Linked DNA regions of Homo sapiens: all the other regions are linked to region 1. Evidence: chromatin contacts called from ENCODE Hi-C or POLR2A ChIA-PET data. All regions are on one chromosome and are shown on one strand. The core of a region is the stretch at or near the end of the contact, and the rest is flanking DNA. Distances in the headings are between cores, read along the strand shown.

Evidence for each region. A loop is a pair of places that touch in the nucleus more often than their neighbours do. ChIA-PET counts read pairs that join two places held with the same protein, here RNA polymerase II (POLR2A). Pooled maps may share reads with other maps.
Region 2: a pooled map shows a loop between it and region 1 (3-fold over the local background). The contact joins the promoter of SF3B2 here to the enhancer-like site in region 1. A Hi-C loop is called at or near these places in 1 of 168 maps with a recorded cell type or tissue (naive thymus-derived CD4-positive, alpha-beta T cell) and 5 of 50 pooled maps. POLR2A ChIA-PET finds 5 or more read pairs at or near these places in 6 of 52 experiments (GM10248, GM12878, PC-3 and 2 more).
Region 3: a map of PC-9 shows a loop between it and region 1 (13-fold over the local background). The contact joins two enhancer-like sites. A Hi-C loop is called at or near these places in 16 of 168 maps with a recorded cell type or tissue (B cell, CD4-positive, alpha-beta T cell, CD4-positive, alpha-beta memory T cell and 11 more), 28 of 37 single-sample maps with no recorded cell type and 29 of 50 pooled maps. POLR2A ChIA-PET finds 5 or more read pairs at or near these places in 10 of 52 experiments (A549, A673, H1 and 7 more).

Annotation. Positions count from the first base shown.
Region 1 is chr11:65,817,126-65,821,667 of GRCh38, forward strand. The region is part of intron 3 of LOC124902693; the gene reads right to left. Among named protein-coding and RNA genes, the nearest start is that of SNX32, 15 kb to the right of the region's middle. RefSeq lists a silencer at 887-1,346. Within about 2 kb of position 1,251, at least 20 of the 41 ENCODE cell types and tissues checked have a DNase peak (open chromatin) inside an H3K27ac peak, as active enhancers do; they include PC-3, where a contact is called at or near this core.
Region 2 is chr11:66,050,162-66,054,703 of GRCh38, forward strand. SF3B2 (splicing factor 3b subunit 2) reads left to right here and starts at 2,203. Exons shown (of 22, transcript NM_006842.3): 1 at 2,203-2,356; 2 at 2,512-2,558; 3 at 2,866-2,943. The coding sequence starts at 2,224. It overlaps SNORD13F (small nucleolar RNA, C/D box 13F), which reads left to right and starts at 2,983; the gene lies at 2,983-3,067. RefSeq lists enhancers at 1,201-1,752, 1,571-1,620, 2,241-2,410 and a silencer at 1,821-2,030.
Region 3 is chr11:65,986,748-65,991,289 of GRCh38, forward strand. No RefSeq gene overlaps it. Among named protein-coding and RNA genes, the nearest start is that of EIF1AD, 13 kb to the right of the region's middle. RefSeq lists an enhancer at 2,615-2,684. Within about 2 kb of position 2,709, at least 3 of the 41 ENCODE cell types and tissues checked have a DNase peak (open chromatin) inside an H3K27ac peak, as active enhancers do.

The DNA of each region.
Region 1 (4,542 bases), core at 1-2,500:
TGAGGCCACATGGTTGCCCGCAGGACAGCTCTAAGACACCATTTAGTTGATTAAAGCAGATGTTCAAACTCTCCTCCAATCCCACCTATCTACTCACAATTTGCATCCCCCCAACCCCCATCAGTCTCCTTTTTTTAAAAAAAGAGATATGCTAGGCCAGGCATGGTGGCTCAGGCCTGTAATTCCAGCACTTTGGGAGGCTGAGGCAGGAGGATCACTTGAGACCAGGAGTTTGAGATCAGCCTGGGCAACATAGCAACACCCTGTCTCTAAAAAAAAAAAAAAAAATTAGCCAGTGATGCGTGCCTGTGGTCCCAGCTAGCTACTCGGGAGGCTGAGATGGGAGGATCGCTGGAGCCCAGGAGGATGAGGCTGCAGTGAGCTCTGATTGTACCACTGAACTCCAGCCTGGGCAACAGAGCCAGACCCTGTCTCCAAAAAAAGAAAAAAGATAAAGAGAAATGCTAGTGGTAAAAAAACGTAACTTAAAGCCTGTACATTCCCCGCAGGGGGGTGTTTATGGCCTTGTATCCAGCTGGCTCTTCCCAGATTCAAAAGCAATTATTCCAAAAGAATGCTTTATGGTTAAAATTAAACCACAGTCCAAAAGCTATTAGAACTGGACTTTGAACAAATGCCAAAGAGGACAGTTATGAACATCTTCTTGACAGAAAAAGAAAGAGACCCACCAGAAGGAAGAAATCTAAAACAAACAAAAAATTAAGTAAAATGTTGAAACCTGTTCAACCACCCTATTTCAGATAGAACGCACTTTTTAACCACATTAGGAAAGCGAAACTCGCCGTGGGTGGGGTGGAAACGCTGCCAGGTCATCCTGTCTAAAGAAACTCTGGTCGCGCCTACCTGAGGGACGTGCGGGCGCGGCTCGGCCCCCACGAGGCGCCCCGACACCGCGCCGGCCGCGCGGCTCCCGCAGGCACAGCGCCCGCCCCGGCGAGCACCAGTGCATCACCCCGGTGACGTGGGTCACCTGCCCTGATGCGTTATTCCGCCGCTTGATGAAGAAACCAGCATTTAGGAAAACACAGAGGCGCACATTAGCGTGCACGAAATCGCCCGAGGGAGCTGAGAGCTGGCGAGGTCACGAGTGCCGGGCTCCGGGCGGGGGGTGGGGCAGGGCGGCGGGGCAAGGCCGGGGCGGGAGCGGCGATCCGAGGCCGGGTCAGCAGCGCCCCCTCCTGGAACGCCGGGAGCGCCGCGCGCGCGGATGCCGCTCTCCTTCCAGCCTGGCGCGCCGCTGCCCCCTATCGGACAAACGCTTTGACCGTTGGCTAAAGCAAGTATCAGACGTCAGCCCCTCCAGGTGGCAAGCACGCCTGGCCAAGCCTCAGTTTCCACATCTCTCAAATGGGAGCGATGGCAACACTATCTACCCTTGCACACCTCAGAGGGTGACCAGGAGCAAATGAAGGAAGCACCGCTCTTTCTTCCTGGGCCGGCCTCGCTGCTTAGGCCCCAGCAAAATCCAGGTCGCCTCCCCGAGGTCATCTTTGTCCCCCGTGTCTGAACTGGGAGCACAGTTATAAAACCAGTCATGTTGTTCTGAGAGTGGCGTCTCTCTTCCAGTAGCTTCGATAACTCCACAAATGTATTTAACATAATTTTCAAAACATTTTTTCTTATAAGCATGTATCATAATTTAGTTTTCCGGCAATTATCCATTCACTGTCTAAATCCCCCACCACACTGTGAGTCCTGGGGATGCAGGGACCTCCCTGTCACTGTCATTGTTGTGTCTCCAGAATCTGCCTAGCACAGTGCCTCCCACACAGTAGGTGCTCAATAAATTGCTGTTGGAAAAATACATGGATGAAGCCTAGGAGCTGGAGGCTAGGCAGAAACAGAAAGGACAAAGTCAGATACGGGGGGAAATCCTATTTCCAGAATGGTATCTCAAGTGACTATTAAAAATGCGGCGCCGGGCGCGGTGGCTCACGCCTGTAATCCCAGCACTTTGGGAAGCCGAGGCGGGCGGATCACGAGGTCAGGAGATCGAGACCATCCTGGCTAACATGGTGAAACCCCGTCTCTACTAAAAATACAAAAAAAATTAGCCGGGCGTGGTGGCGGGCGCCTGTAGTCCCAGCTACTCGGGAGGCTGACTGCAGGAGAATGGTGTGAACCTGGGAGGCGGAGCTTGCAGTGAGCCGAGATCGCGCCCCTGGACTCCAGCCTGGGCTACAGAGCGAGACTCCGTCTCAAAAAAAATAAAAATATAAATATAAATAAATAAATAAATAAATAAATAAATAAATAAATAAATAAAAATTAAAATGAGGCCAAAGGCCGGGTGCAGTGGCTCATTCCTGTAATCCTAGCACTTTGGGAGGCCGAGGTAGGTGAATCACTTGAGGCCAGGAGTTCCAGACCAGTGGGGCCAACATGGTAAAACCCTGTCTCTACTAAAAATAGAAAAAAATTAACTGGGCGTGGTGGTGTGCACCTGTAATCCCAGCTACTGAGGAGACTGAGGCATAAGACTCTCTTAACCCTGGGAGGCAGAGGTTGCAGTGAGCCGAGATTGCACCACTGTCCTACCTGGTGACAGAGTGAGACTCTGTGTCAAAAAATAAAAATAAAAAAGGCCAGGCACAGTGACTCACGCCTGTAATACCAGCACTGGAGGAAGCCAAGGTAGGAGGATCACTTAGGCCCAGGAGTTCAAGACCAGCCTGGGCAACAAGATGAAACCACGGCTCTGCAAAAAATACAAAAATTAGCCAGGCACTGTGGCGTATGTCTATAGTTTCAGCTATTTGGGAGGCTGAGGTGGGAGGATTGCTTGAGCCCAGCAGGTGGAAGCCGCAGGGAACCATGATCACACCACCGCATTCCAGCCTGAGCAACAGAGTGAGATCCTGTCTCTAAATAATAATAATAATTAATAAAATAAAATAAAATAAAAATGAAAGGCCAGGCACAGTGGTGAGTGCCTATAATCCCAGCTACTCAGGAGACTGAGGTTGGAGGATCACTTGAGCCCAGGTGTTCTAATCCAGCTTGGGCAATGTAGGGAGACACCATCTCTATTTTAAAAAGAAAAGAAAGAAAAGGTGGGGATGATGAAAAAGGTTTTTAAATAGAAAGCGGTGGTGGTTGCACAACATTGTGAATGCACCAAATGCCACTGAATTGTAGGCTATAAAATGATTAATTATATGTTATATGCATTTCACCTCAATAAAAAAAATGAAAGGGCAGAATTGTAATATAATCATTATGATCATTCCTGCTTTAGACACTGCAAATACTTGATGAAGTCAACATAAAGAGAATAACTTTTATAGAGTGTTCTACAGTTGACATAAATGTTTTCATATAAATGATTTCATTTGTCCCTCCCAACAAGCCCATTAATTTGCAGACGAGGAAAACAGGATTGCAGATCAGTGGCTTCCTTCCAACAGGTAGGGCACACTCCCCCTCGGGGGCTCTGCCCTTGAGGCTCCCCGCTATGAAAAGACTTCCTCCAAACCACAGCTTCCCCCTCCCCTCTTGCTGGGCTCTGCTTCAAGGGTCACCAGAAGGGCCTTCCTCAAAGAGCGGCCCTCCTCCCCATCGTCATTCTCTCTCCCTTACCCTGCTTGAGTTTTTCTTTAAAATTCTTAGGACATATTATATTGACATTATTTCTTTTTGTCTCCTTCCACAACAATGTAAGCACCAAGAGAACAGTGCTATTTGTCAGTTTTGTTCTCTGTTATAATCCTGACATCTGGAATGGTACCTGACAAATAATAGGTGCTTAATAAATATTGTTAAATGAATGCATTTGTTAAAGGAATAATAACTTTACCATGAACTTGGCCAGATCTTTTGAGGATCCAAGGCTTTTTAGGTCACACCACAAAAACAAAATTACAATATGATGGAGATAAAATACCAGTTGTGAGAGGCCTGTAACAAAGCGCTACCCAGTTCACTGATTATTACCTGCGTGTGCTCCACTTATCCCCCAGGGAGGCACCTGTCTGTTGTATCCCTGGCTCCCAGCATGGTGCTGGACACCTAGTATTAGGCACTGATCTGCATCAGTAAGAAACAATGGATTCTGAGCAACACAAACAAGAACAGAACTGGCTACAGTGCACATCCCGGTCCCACCCTAAGTGTGCATATGGCAGGGAACGGGGAGTCTCTGAGGACCAGAGGAAGGAGGACACGCAGGACAGGGGCCAGAGTCCAGGGAGCAGCAGAGCATGGCCTTCTGAGCCCCACGTGATTTGTGTAGAAATAGCTCCCGAGACCAAGCTGATCTGCCATGTAAACCTCGCACGATTACTTCCTGTTCCCAGGGGAGAACTTGCAGGGCTAGCCTCTCGTGAGTGGGGTCAGCATGGTCTGACAGGATGGATGACCCCTGTGCTATGGACAGTGAGCCTCTGAGGGGCAGGGGCCACTCCATAATACTGTCCAGTGGCCTCTGAGAAATTCCTGGCCAGCACTGGCCGCCTTCCTCCAGTTCCTGAGCCAGGCAGCCAGGTGTGATGGAAAGTTGTCAGGTGTAACTCAAAGAACATA
Region 2 (4,542 bases), core at 953-3,452, 230 kb after region 1:
GTTATGGTTGAGGAGGAGGAAATAGGGACTCTCAGAGTCAGAAGGACTGCTGGTGGCCCCAGTTTGGCCTCTTGGGCATGTCACCTTCTCTGCCCATCAATCTTCCGCTGTGTACAATATCGTGGGGGAGGAGGATCTTGAGACCTTGCCTCCTTCCCAGGGCTGTTATAAAATGAGACTCCAGGCCGGGTGCAGTGGCTCACGCCTGTAATCCCAGCACTTTGGGAGGCTGAGGCGGGCGGATCACGAGGTCAGGAGATCGAGACCATCCTGGCTAACGCGGTGAAACCCCGTCTCTACTAAAAAAAATACAAATAAATTAGCTGGGCGTGGTGGCGGGCGCCTGTAGTCGCAGCTACTCGGGAGGCTGAGGCAGGAGAATGGCGTGAACCCAGGAGGCGGAGCTTGCAGTGAGCGCAGATAGAGCCACTGCACTCCAGCCTGGGCAACTGAGACTCTGTCTCAAAAAAAAAAAAAAATAAATAAATAAATAAAAAATAAATAAATAAAATGAGACTCCATCAGCCTTTAGTTTATCCTGCCTCAGAGACCCCGCCCCCTTCCCTAGCACCTACACATGCCTTGGGGCCCTCAGCCTCAGATGACCTGCCCTGGGCTCTCCAGTTACAGGGAGCAGAAGAGCCTTCCTTTGGGCTAGAAAGGTTCTGCCTGAGTGGGCTGACAAGCTGGAGGGAAGGGCGCTGTTTTTCTGTCTTCGTTACTGTCCTTTCCGGGTTTGGCTTCTCCTCTGGGAGTGTGGCTGCAGGAGCCTCCCATAGTGATATTGATGGAAAGGGGAAAGGTCAAGGTTTGGGTAGGAGGAAGAGGACTTCCCACCCAGTGCTAGGATGTGAGCCAACCTTTCTCAACCCAGTCCTTTTCCCTGTCTCTCCCAAACCTCACCTTCCCCCGACCTGGTGCCCCATTCTTTTTTTTTCCCTGTTCCCAGCTTCTTCTCCACTGGGGGCAGTTGGCAAAATGGAGCTGGAGAAAAGATCTGAAGGGGATGTGTAGGGGGAAAATGAGACCATTTCACTTGAGTCTCCCCACTCCCTTTCTCAACACACATAAAAAACACACACAGGCTAGCTGTTGGTGAGAGGGCAGAGCTAGTGGCAGAGGTGGGGAGAGAAACTGAATTGATGGTGTGGGACAGGGAGAGGTGGATGCTAGGCAGGCAAGAATCCCTGCCAGTCTCTGCCTCTGTCTCCAAAGGCCAAGGGGAGTTGGGGTGGGGAGTGGGAGGCAAGGTGGGGCCCCCAGTGCAGGTGCGGCTGAGGGAAAAGGGCCTGAGTTTATTTTTGAGACTAAAAAAGACACAAATGCTTTCACCAGAAACATTGTTCCTTTTTTTCCAGTAATCATTTATTGGGCGCCTCTTGAACGCCAGGCGATGCGAGACTGAAAATGATCAAGTCCCTGCTCACATTTTTGGGATAGAGGTAGGAAGAAAGGGCAAGAAAGACTTAACAAACGGTGGAGATTCGAACGTATTATGGGAGCTCTAAGAAAGGAAAGGAAAGCGGGAGGAGGCTTAGTGGAGAAGACGACATTTGAGCCGGCCTGGAAGGTGGAAAAGGGGGCTTTAGAGTCGCCCTTCCCCCAGGTCGGCAGCTGGAGCTCAGCCCGGGCAGGCCTGCTGCTCTCCCGGCTTGGATCCCCTTTCAGCCCATTCATCCGGGCCTGGGCCGGGGGTGGGCGGGCAGACAATCAGACACTGTTTTATCCCAGGCATCGGCTCCAGCCTCCCGCTTGGCGCCCGCAACGCGGGGCCGCCGGGGAAATGAGTCTCTCGGGACTCCCTGGGAGCGTAAGCGTTCGAGGATCTGACCGGAGGGCCGGGCCGGAAAGCTTGAGAGCCTTCGCTCCCGCAGGTGAGGCGCAGAAAACACTCCCTCGGGGAAGTGCCAGCCCTCCTCGCAGCCCCGCCCTCCGGCCCGCCGCCGGCCTTCGGGGCCGTAGCGGCGCGCAGGGCCCGCAGAGACCGAGACCTGCGCACTACAACTCCCAGGAGGCCTCGCGACCAGACCGCCGAGGGGCCACTAGAGAAAGGTGCGTCTGCGGCGAATCCCGTCGCCCAGCGCACGGCAGCGGGTGTGCCTGAGTGCGCGTCGCCTCCCAACCAGAGAGGACGTGGCATACGGCGCCACCGGAAGTTCCGGCAAGTGGGCCCTGAGGCTGGCCCCAGCTTCCGGGTTGGTCGCGCGCCTTCCTGCGGCTAAGATGGCGACGGAGCATCCCGAGCCTCCCAAAGCAGAATTGCAGCTGCCGCCGCCGCCACCTCCAGGCCACTATGGCGCCTGGGCTGCCCAGGAGCTTCAGGCCAAGTTGGCAGAGATCGGAGCTCCGATCCAGGGTGAGGAACACAGGAAGTCGAGGGGCCTTTACGGGCCTGCGGAGAAGCGGAGCCTGGTTACCCGGGAGACTCGGGTGCGAGGGGCGGAGGCAGGCCGCTGGGGCCTGACCTGGCCGGGCTGGCCTGCCCCATTGATCGTGTACTTTGCCCTGCAGGTAATCGCGAGGAGCTGGTGGAGCGGCTGCAGAGCTACACCCGCCAGGTAGGTGTTGGCGGCGGGACGTCAGGATAGGCCGAGCTTCTCCAGGAGACCTTATATACCCCATCACGGCTCGGTCTTCATTCTTTCTTTATCTCGGCACAGCAAGGCGGAGGCTTGCCCTTTTTAGCTTGTTCTTGCCTTTGCCAGCTTAGTTGTAATTTCTTGTATCCATCTTGGTCCTCTTCAGTGCCCAGCCAGAGCGCTGGCAGACAGGCACTGGGTACGTTTTGTTGAATGAATTGGGAGCGAACGTCGTTTAGTGAAACAGCTAGTTTTGGACTGACCTAGAGTCCTTTCTCTTTTGCAGACTGGCATCGTGCTGAATCGGCCGGTTTTGAGAGGGGAAGATGGGGACAAAGCCGCTCCACCTCCCATGTCGGCACAGGTAGGGAGATTCTTCTGTTTTTTAAGATTCCATCTGCTGATCCTTTTGTAGTTCATGAGCATGATGATTGGGTGTTCACGTGCATGTGTGAGATGTGACACCCTTGCACATTACTCGCCTGACCTGAGTGGGGAAAAAAAAAGATTCCATATGTTCAGGGTAGCCCTTCCTCTCACTTGCAGTTGTTGGGCAGGGAGGTACTGCCATGACAGAATTGTGAGCTCTTCAGTTCTCTCTTTGATGCTGACACTTGCCTCCTTTTCCACTGTCTGCTTCTCCAAAAGCAGCTTGTGGCCGGGTGCAGTGGCGCATGCCTGTAATCCCACCACTTCGGGATGCTTAGATGGGACGATCGCTTGAAGCCAGGAGTTCGAGACCAGCCTGGGCAACATAGTGAGACTCTGTTACTACAAAAAATTTTAAAAATTAGCTGGGCACGGTGGCACGCGCCTATAAAGTCCCTATAAAGAGGCTCAAGGATTGCTGGAGCCCTGGGGTTGGAGGCTGCAGTGAGCTCTGGTTGCGCCACTGTACTCCATGTACTCCATCCTGGGTGACAGAATGAGACTTTGCTTCTTTAAAAAAAAAAGGGGGGAGGTGATGGGGGAGGGGCTGGGAGAGTGTCAGAAAAAATAGCTAATGCATGCCAGGCTTAATACTTAGGCAGTGGGTTGATAGGTGCAGCAAACCACCATAGCACACATTTACCTATGTAACAAACCTGCGCATACTGCACATGTACCCGAAAACTTACAATAAAATAAAATTAAACCAAAAAATAGGAAAAAAAAAAAAGAGGCAGGGCGTGGTGGCTCATGTCTGTAATCCCAGCACTTTGAGAGGCCAAGGCAGGTGGATCGCCTGCGGTCAGGAGTTTGAAACTAGCCTGGCCAACATGGCGAAACTCTCTCTACTAAAAATACAAAAATTAGCTGGGCGTGGTAGCACATGTCTGTAATCCCAGCTACTTGGGAGGCTGAGGCAGGAGAATCACTTGAACCCTGGAGGTGGACGGTGCAGTGAGCCAAGATCAAGCCCCTGCACTCCAGCCTGGGCAATAGAGCGAGACTGTCTCAAAAAAAAAAAAAAGAGGCAGGGCATGGTGGCTCATGCCTGTAATCCCAGCACTTTGGGAGGCTGAGGTGGGCGATCACTTGAGGTCACGAGTTCAAGACCAACCTGGCCAACATGGTGAAACCTTGTCTCTACTAAAAATATAAAAATTAGCCGGGCATGGTGGCAGGTGCCTGTAATCCCAGCTACTTGGGAGGCTGAGGCACGAGAATTGCTTGAACCTGGAAAGCGGAGGTTGCAGTGAGCTGAGATTGCGCCATTGCACTCCAGCCTGGGTGACAGAGCGAGACTCTTGTCTCAAAAAAAAAAAAAAAATACAGCTTGAATACAAGGAAGACTGACTTGTCCTTACCCAGCTGGAAGCAATCACCCTTTTCTTTGCCTGCCCCAGGCACAGTTCCCATGTTCTTTTGTGTGACATCGAGGGCTCCCTGATTTGATTTCACACCCCTTGCGTTTAGTAGTCATTGGGGTTTGCATTGCCCAGATACAGTGGTTCCTGTTTATGTAAGTCCTCTCAATTTC
Region 3 (4,542 bases), core at 1,459-3,958, 170 kb after region 1:
AAAGGCACCAAGCCTAGATGTTTTTAAAGCTTCAAAAGTTTATTGACCGGCACCATGGCTCACACCTTTAATCCCAGCACTTTTGGAGGCCAAGGTGGGCGGATCACCTGAGGTCAGGAGTTCAAGACCAGCCTGGCCAACATGGCGAAACCCTGTCTCTACTAAAAATACAAAAATTAGCCGGGAATGGTGGCAGGTACCTGTAATCCTAGTTACTCAGGAGGCTGAGGCAGGAGAATTGCTTGGGGCCTGGGAGGCGGAGGCTACAGTGAACTGAGATGGTGCCATTGTATTCCAGCCTGGGTGACAGAGTGAGACTCCGTCAAAAAAAAAAAAAAAAGGTTATTATCTAAAGGCTTTACCTTTAGATAATAGATCATTCAAATGCTATTTAAACTACTCCAGATCAGAGAAAAAGATGGTAAGCGCTCTTAACATATTTTATGATATTAATAAAATACTGATAGCCAAATCTTCTCATTGTTTCTGAAGTTTGTTTTCTAGAAGTTCCTTCTGTCTGCTGGTGATAAACTCCTATATTCTGTTGGTCTGAATGTCTTCACCATGGTGTAGGGAGGAGACAGCCGTCGTGGCCCCCAGGGCTGTGGTGAGAATCAAAGCTGTCCTGCCTTGGGCATGTCTCCAAAGCCCAAACACACTGGGAAGACGGAGTTGGCCCCACTCAGGGTCTCCACTCAGATCAGGCTGGGTCCCACTTCCCTCTCCCTGAGCCCCGGACACATCGATGCTGTCATTGCATGCTGATTCTCCGAGTCCCTGAGCCCCGTACCCCCCGGCCTTAAGGAGCCTTGCCAGTGTCCTCCCCACCTCGCCCCTGCCCAACAGACACAGCACGCCACCTGCTCTGCCTTGGGTCCCAGGCCTTTCCCTCCTCAGGCACCTGTTCAGGGGCAGTGAGAGAAGCAAAACAGCCCTTCTGTGCCAATGCACACCCCACCTGGGGAAGGAGGCAGACAGGAGGGCTCCTCAGAAACGGCTGATTTGTCAGCCCTGGACAAAGTGAAAGGGAGAAGCAAGAAGCAGGACAGATGGGCAGGTCTCCTGCGGCCCACCCCCCCAAAAAAGGAATGTGTGGGCCGGGCGCAGTGTCTCACGCCTGTAATCCCAGCACTTTGGGAGGCTGAGGCGGGTGGATCACCTGAGGTCAGGAGTTCAAGACCAGCCTGACCAACATGGAGAAACCCCGTCTCTACTAAAAATACAAAAAATTAGGCAGGCGTGGTGGCAGGTGCCTGTAATCCCGGCTACTCAGGAGGCTGGGGCAGGAGAATCTCTTGAACCCAGGAGCCAGAGGTTCCAGTGAGCCGAGATCACGAAGCAAGGAAGGAAGGGAGGGCGCGAGGAAGGAAAGATGTGGCCATAGATCGTGAGTAGGATCGATAAGACAGAACTCCATTGTCGAAAGCTAAATTATGGCAGACACAAAGCGGATGGGAGACCCACATGAAAGAAGGCACTTGGAGCCTTCAGAGAAGAACGCAGGGAGGCAAAACCCCCAAAGGCCTGAAAGCTTCAGCAGTCACTAGAAGGGGAGCTGAATACATGTGCTGAGGGGCCCTGGGGAGACGACCCTTCCAGAGGCTGCAGTTCTTAGGTCTTACCAGCCCCTCCTTGCTGCCCATCTACCAGGTCCAAGGCTCCCTGAATCCTCAGACATTAACTACAGGGGTACCTCATCCTTGTCCAGAGCAGGGTTTCTGGGGGACACAGCCACAGACACCTCCATGTGAGTCCTCCTGCACCTCAATTTGGGTGCTTTCTAACTGAAAGACCAGGGCGGCCAGGCGCGGTGGTTCACGCCTGTAATCCCAAAACTTTGGGAGGCCAAGGCGGGCAGATCGCCTGAGGTCGGGAGTTCAAGACCAGCCTGACCAACATGGAGAAACCCCATCTCTACTAAAAATACAAAATTAGCCAGGCGTGGTGGTGCGTGCCTGTAATCCCAGCTACTTGGGAGGCTGAGGCAGGAGAATCGCTTGAATCCAGTAGGCGGAGGTTGCGGTGAGCCAAGATCGCGCCAGTGCACTCCAGCCTGGGCAAGAAAAGTGAAACTGGGTCCCCCAAAAAACAAAAAAACCAGGGCAGTTCCCCACCACCCTCCAAGCACTGTACTCCAGCTTGTAAATGCTGCTGGGGAGGAAGGCCACTTCTGATCATGCCTTGGTGAGTGAATCCATCTCTGGGGGAGTGGAACTTGTGTTCGCAGTGGTCTACCAGCATCCTAACTGCTGTTGGGGCATGTGGACCCTTTGATTGGACCAAGAATGCAGTTCCCTTATGAGACTGTAACTAGGTTAGATGCTTTCGGGTTCTGTAGCCCAAGGCAAGGTGCTGACTTGCTGGTTTTACGTGCTTAGGGTGACCTCTGCTGGTGGCTTCTCTAAATGTTGGCAGAATACACAGCCAGGAACTGCCGGTACCGTCTCACATCAGCCAGTAGTTGGAGCCACATTGCTATCAGAAGGAAAAGAGTGCTCTTCTCATACAAGAATTATTAAAACAAAGTGATGCCCAATGCTGTTCAAGAATGAACAGCCTGGTCTGGTTAGTAACAAAGGATTCTGGTACTTGGCAACTCATTGTGGATTAGCAAGGGTTAAATAACAAAGTGGGTATTTTAGCGTCATGAGAATCTATCACAATAACTGGAAGAATTGCTGCCAGTACTGGCACCTGGTGTACAGCCCTGGGCACTGCTAGTTCTTTTTTTTTTTTTTTTTGGTTGGAGTCTTGCTCTTGCCCAGGCCGGAGTACAGTGGCGCCATCTCGGCTCACTGCAACCTCTGCCTCCCCTCCTGGGTTCAAGCGATTCTCCTATCTCAGCCTCCCAAGTAGCTGGGATGACAGGCGTGCACCACCACACCCAGCTAATTTTTGTATTTTTTTAGTAGAGACAGGGTTTCACCAGTTGGCCGGGCTGGTCTCGAACTCCTGATCTCAGGTGATCCACCTGCCTTGGCCTCCCAAAGTGCTGGGATTACAAGCGTGAGCTACCGCGCCCAGCCTGTACTGCTAATTCTTCATTCCTCAGTGTCACCAGATGAGGCATACGGCATGCCTCCACACCTCCCACAGGGGCTTTTGGATTCTCTTGCAAATGTCACCAGTGGATCAAACACACGCACAGCATGAACTGCTGGTGGTGTCCGTGGTGTCCTGACTTCTTGCTTCATCAGTGATTTTCTGAGGGCGGCTCCCACTGAGGAAACTGCCCACACTTCTCTGTGTGCTTCTCAGACACAGGTCAGTAGAGATGTTTGGGCCTTGAATGAAGACAAAACCCACGGTTCTGTGGCCCAAGTCACTTTCCTGGGAGACAACTGGGCAACTACTAAAGACGAAGCACCAGGCCGGGCACGGTGGCTCACCACCTGTCATCCCAGCACTGTGGGAGGCCAAGGCGGGTGGATCACCTGAGGGCAGGAGTTCGAGACCAGCCTGGCCAACATGGTGAAATCCCATCTCTACTAAAAATACAAAAAAAATTAGCTGGGTGTGGTGGTGCAGGCCTGTAATCCCAGCTACTCGGGAGGCTGAGGCAGGAGAATTGCTTGAACCCTGGATGCGGAGGTTGCAGTGGGCTGAGATCGTACAATTGCACTCCAGCCTGGGCGACAAGAGCGAGACTCCATCTCAAAAAGTAAGTAAGTAAGTAAATAAATAAATAAATAAAAATAAATAAAAATAAAGCAAACCATGTAAAAAGAAAAAAAGTGCACATGGAATTCGGACAATGGTTGCCTTGGGTGGGACAGCAGAGAATGGGCTGGTCAGGGTAGGATGGGAGGTGGAGTATGTTACTTGGGTTATTGTTAAAGTCCTAGCCTTTATTTTATGGTGGTGGGTTTGAAGCTGCTCACATTATTAAAAATAACCAACCAAATATTTAATTATTCTTGACTTTTAATTTTTTATTGAAAGGGAGTCTCACTATGTCACCCAGGCTGGCCTCAAACTCCTCAAGGGCTTAAGCAATCCTTTCCCTTCAGCCTTTCAAGTAGCTGGGATTACAGGCATGTGCCACCATGCCCAGCCAAAATGTTTAAATATAGGCCAGACTCAGTGGCTTACGCCTGTAATCCCAGCATTTTGGGAGGCCGAGGCGGGTGGATCACCTGAGGTCAGGAGTTCGAGACCAGCCTGGTCAACATGCTGAAACCCCGTCTCTACTAAAATATAAAAATTAGCCAGGCGTGGTGGTGGGCGCCTGTAATCCCAGCTACTCAGGAGGCTGAGGCAGAAGAATGGCTTGAACCTGTGAGGCACAGGTTGCAGTGAGCTGAGATTGCACCACTGCACTCCAGCCTGGGTGACAGAGCAAGACTCCATCTCAGAAACAAAACAAAACAAAACAAAACAAAGAAAGGAAAAAGAAAAAGAACTACAGGATAAACCCAGAGGGATTGGTTTGTTTCCCATTGGTTATGAGAAAAAAACAAAAACAAACAAAAACAAAGGGAGTATAAGTGGGAAATACGGTAAGAGCAGCAATTAATGAAATACCAATACAAAGAATGACAA